2 separate regions of the Homo sapiens genome follow, and region 1 is linked to region 2. A link is an interaction called in ENCODE POLR2A ChIA-PET data of the cell type or tissue named here. Cell type or tissue: PC-9. All regions are shown on one strand. Region 1 overlaps MICU1 (mitochondrial calcium uptake 1). Region 2 overlaps MCU (mitochondrial calcium uniporter).

Region 1 (2,500 bases), 230 kb after region 2:
AACCTCTGCCTCCCAGGTTCAAGTGATTCTCCTGCCTCAGCCTCCCAAGTAGCTGGGATTACAGGCGTGCACCACCATGCCTGGCTAATTTTGTATTTTTAGTAGAGACGGAGTTTCTGTGTAGAGTCTCTTAAGGGTTTTGCCCTAACAGTGGGTAAATTAGCCTTGAACTAAATGCTTCTCCAGCCCAGGCTGACAAAGCTTAAAAGCAAGACCTGAAAGGGCCAAAACTGTTCCCTACTAATTTAATCATGGCCCAGAAGAAAGCTCAAAAATAATTATAGGAATACAAGAAAGCACACAAGGTAAAATTCACAATGTCTGGCATCCAATCAGAAATTACTAGGCATGCAAAGAAGTAGGAAAACGTGACTCATACTGATGAGAAGAAAATTAGAAACCAAAACAGAAGTGACACAGATGATAGAATTAGTAAAGAGGGATTTAAAACAGTTTTCATAAGCATATTCTATATGCTCAAGAAACTAGTAGAAAGATTGAACATGTTTTTTTTTGTTTTTTGTTTTTTGTTTTTTTGAGACGGAGTCTCGCTCTGTCGCCCAGGCTGGAGTGCAGTGGCACAATCTCGGCTCACTGCCAGCTCCGCCTCCCGGGTTCACGCCATTCTCCTGCCTCAGCCTTCCAAGTAGCTGGGACTACAGGTGCATGCCGCACGCCCGGCTAATTTTTTGTATTTTTAGTAGAGACAGGGTTTCACTGTGTTAGCCAGGATGGTCTCGATCTCCTGACCTTGTGATCCACCCTCCTCGGCCTCCCAAAGTGCTGGGATTACAGGCGTGATGAGCCACCGCGCCTGGCCAAGACTGAACATGTTAAATAGAGACATGGAAGGTATAAAAAAACTCAAACTGAACTTTCGGAGATGGAAACTATAATGTCTGAGATGAAAAATACATTTAATGGGATTAATGGCAGATTAGACATCAGAGAAAAAAGCCTAAGACAAGACTCATGAAATATAGAAAATAATCTATGCAGAATTCTTGCCAAAAATACTTAATTTGACTGTGATCTAACCTTTAGATGTAACTTCCAGTTTACAGGAAAAAAAAGGAATAGAGAAAGATTTAATACCACAGCACAGTGTGCTGTGGTGCTGTTGCTCACACCTGTAATCCCAGCACTTTGGGAGGCCAAGGCGGGAAGATTGCTTGAGGTCAGGAGTTCAAGACTAGCCTGGCCAAAGTGGTGAAACCCTGTCTGTAGTAAAAATACAAAAATTAGCTGGGCATGGTGGCACATGTCTGTAATTCCAATTACTGGGGAGGCTGAGGCACAAGTATCACTTGAGCCCAGGAGGCAGAGGTTGCGGTGAGCCAAGATCATGCCACTGCACTCTAGCCTAGGCAACAGAGTGAGACTGAGACTCCATCTCAAAACAAACAAACAAACAAACAAACAAACACAAAACCACACCACAAGGAAGCAATCAGACAAATCCGCAGTATGAAAAATGCTGCAATATATTTGCCCTTTTCAGAAATTAAGGTTGTGCTGTGATTGTACAACATGGTGAATGTATATGCCACTGAATTGTATGCTTAAAAGTGGTCAAAATCGTCAATTTTCTGTTATGTATATTTTAGCACAGCTTAAATATTTACCATTTTAATAATTTTTAATGTACAGTGGCATTAAGTACATTCACATTGTTACACAACCATCACTAGCATTCATTTCCAAAACTACTTCCCAAACTGAAACCCCATACTCATTAAATGCTCATTCCTCATTTCCCTCTCCCTGAAACCTCTGGCATCCATCATTCTACTTTCTGTCTCTATGATTTGACTATGCTAGGTGCCTCATGTAAGTGAAATCACAAAGTATTTGCCTTTTTTGGATTGGCTTGTTTCCCTTAGCATAGTATCCTTCAGGTTCATCCATGTTGTAGCATATGCTAGAATTTCCTTCCTTTTGAAGGTGAAATGACATGATGAAATTTTGCCATGATTAAGAAAAAATAAAGGCTGAATAATATTCCTTGTATGTATGTGTCACATTTTATCCATTCATCCATCAGTGGACACTTGGGTTGCTTCCACCATTTGGCTGTTGTGCACAATGCTGCTTTGAGCATGGCTGTACAAATATCTATTCAGGTTCCTCCTTTAAATTCCTTTGGAAATACACCTAGAAGTGGAATTGCTGGATCATATGGTAATTCTATGTTTAATTTTTTGAGGAGCTGCCATACTTTTTCTGTAGTGCCTGCACTATTTTATATTCCTATCAGCAGTGTACAAGGGTTTCATTTTCTACACATCCTTGTCAACACTTGTTTTTTTTTTAAAATTTAAGTAATAGCCATTTGAATGAGTATGGGTACATTTTATATTATGTGTTTTTGTTTTATTTTTGGGGATGGAGTTTTGTTCTTGTTGCCCAGGCTGGAGTGCAATGGTGTAATCTCAGCTCACTGCAACCTCTGCCTCCTGGTTCAAGCAATTCTTCTGCCTCAGCCTCCTAAATAGCTGGG
Region 2 (2,500 bases):
TGCAGCCCTATGGAGAAGCCCACATGGAGAAGTGGTACCTTCTTGACCAAAAGTAAACTTGTCAACCATGTTAGTGAGTCACCTTAGAATCAGATCTTCCGGCCTCAGTCAAGCCAGATGATTAAGGCCCTGACTGACATGGGGCTGCACCCTCAAAAGACTACAAACTGCTCAGCCAAACTATTCCTAAATCCCTAATCCACAGAAACATGAGAGATAATAAAAGATTAGTTTATGCCCCTTTGTTGTAATTTGCTGTACAGTATTAAATAACCAAATATAGTATGACTTTGCATATATTTATATTTTATAGTAATATCTCCTATACATGGAGGATATGTTCTAAGACTCTCAGTGAATACCCAGCTGCAGATAGTACAGAACCCTATATATAGTATTTTTTTTGCTATACATACATACCTATGATAAAGTTGAGGAACTACCTATTTCTGGCTTTTGACTGGGGGCTATGCTTCCCAGCCTGTTAGAATGGCCACCCTGAAGGTTGCAACCCTTTATGAGAAATGAAGTTCTCCTTTCCAAATTTATAAACCTTGGAATTCTTCAGTTGACACGAGTGGCCTATGAGGATGGGATCTGTGGAGAACCCCAGGTTCCCCCAACTTGATCAGAAATCATTATACAGGACAGGTGCGGTGGCTCATGCCTTAAATCCCAGCACTTTGGGAGGCCGAGTCGGGCAGATTACTTGAGGTCAGGAGTTCTAGATCACCCTGGCCAACATGGCAAAACTCCGTCTCTAGTGAAAAAGTGCAAAAAATTAGCTGGGCATGGTGGCGTGTGCCTGTAGTCCCTGTTACTTGGGAGGCTGAGGCAGAAGAATCGCTTGAACCCGGGAGGCGGAGGTTGCAGTGAGCCCAGTTTGCACCACTGCACTCCAGCCCGGGCGACAGGGTGAGACTTCGTCTCAATAAAAAAGGAAATCAATACACTGACATCTAAAGCTCAGCTGTCTCCCTGACCACACTGGGAGGAAGTTTCCCTGGATCTAAGATCTCCTACTTTTAGGTAGATTTTGGAGGCTTTATTCCTCTCCATTTGGATTATTCCTTTCCACTCCTTCCCTTCATTGCTTCCTGGTCCCTTCCCAGTCCCTATCCTGGTTCCCTCCATCTGGACCCTAAAGGGAACAACTTTGTTAGCTCTGGCTTTGAGGGGTGGGAGGAGCCTTCCCAGGCCAGTCAAACATTTTCATTTTCAAAAAAGAAGAAAAAAAATTTTTTTAAGTTTAATTTATAAATTAGGCAAAATAAGAGATTATCAGAAAGAACTAAGAAAAAAATAGAACAATTAAAACAACATGCCAGCATCACTACTCTTGTACATGGGGGGTTAGTATTAAGTAAAATAAGGGTTACTTGACCACAACTGCTGCAGTACTACAACAGTCAATCCGGTAACTGAAACAGCTACTAAGTGACTAATGCGCGAGTAGCATATAAAGCATGGATATGCGGAACAAAGGGATGATTCACATCCCAGGTGGGACTGAGCAGGAGAGCACAAAATTTCATCACACTACTCAGAATAGCATACAATTTAAAACTTATTAATTGGGCCGCGTGCAGTGGCTCACACCTGTGATCCCAGCACTTCGGGAAGCTGATGCAGGCAGATCACTTGAGGGCAGGAGTTTGAGACCAGCCTGGCCAACATGGTGAAACCCTGTCTCTGCTGAAAATACAAATATTAGCTGGGTGTGGTGGCAGGCACCTGTAATCCCAGCTACTCGGGAGACTGAGGCAGGAGAAGTGCTTGAACCTGGGAGGCAGAGGTTGCAGTGAGCTGATATTGCACCACTGCACTCCAGCCTGTGACAGAGCAAGACTCTGTCTCAAAAAAAAAAATTGTTTATTTCTGGAATTTTCCATTTAATATTTTCAGACTGCGGTTGCCTGTGGGTAACTGAAACTATGGAAAGTGAAGCCATGGAAAAAGGGGTGGAGGGGAGACTCCTATATATAAAGGATCATGGTGTATACAAACCTCTAAAACTTGCCTTTTATGATAATCATTGCTTTGAGGTTTATCAAAGTTGGATCGTATTTCTGGAAATATTCACTTAAACTCCTATATATAAGGAAGTGGTAAATTTTAAAAAAAGAAAAAAACACTCCTATATAGAATTTCATTCTATGAATACATTGCTTAACGACAGGGATACATTCTGAGAAATGCATCATTAGGTGATTCTGTCACTGTGTGAACATCATAGATAATATTTACAAAACCTAGAAGGTATAGCCTACTACACACCTAGTAGGTATCTAGGTATTGCTCTTAGGCTACAAACCTGTATACCATGTTACTGTGCTGAATACTGTCAGCAACTGTAACACAGTGGTAAGTATTTGTATATCTAAACATTTCTGAACACAGAAAAGGTGCAGTAAAAATACAGTATTATACTCTTTTGGGACCAACATCACATATGTGGCCCATTGTTGACTGAAACATTGTTGTTATTCAGTACATGCAT

What was found. Peaks named below come from ENCODE experiments on the same cell type or tissue, not always from the same donor. Only the 100,000 strongest peaks of a DNase experiment are listed, where the experiment ranks them.
Region 1: POLR2A ChIA-PET joins it to region 2 with 5 read pairs; 5 of 35 experiments call an interaction of 5 or more read pairs at or near these places.

What each region holds. Positions count from the first base shown.
Region 1 is chr10:72,614,026-72,616,525 of GRCh38, reverse strand. All of the region lies in intron 1 of MICU1 (mitochondrial calcium uptake 1), which reads left to right. Among named protein-coding and RNA genes, the nearest start is that of MICU1, 11 kb to the left of the region's middle. In PC-9, no CTCF peak of the experiment used is centred here; no DNase peak of the experiment used is centred here.
Region 2 is chr10:72,845,420-72,847,919 of GRCh38, reverse strand. The region is part of intron 2 of MCU (mitochondrial calcium uniporter); the gene reads right to left. Among named protein-coding and RNA genes, the nearest start is that of OIT3, 47 kb to the left of the region's middle. In PC-9, no CTCF peak of the experiment used is centred here; a DNase peak (open chromatin) is centred at 1,529; H3K4me3 peaks cover 350 bases; H3K27ac peaks cover 1,659 bases.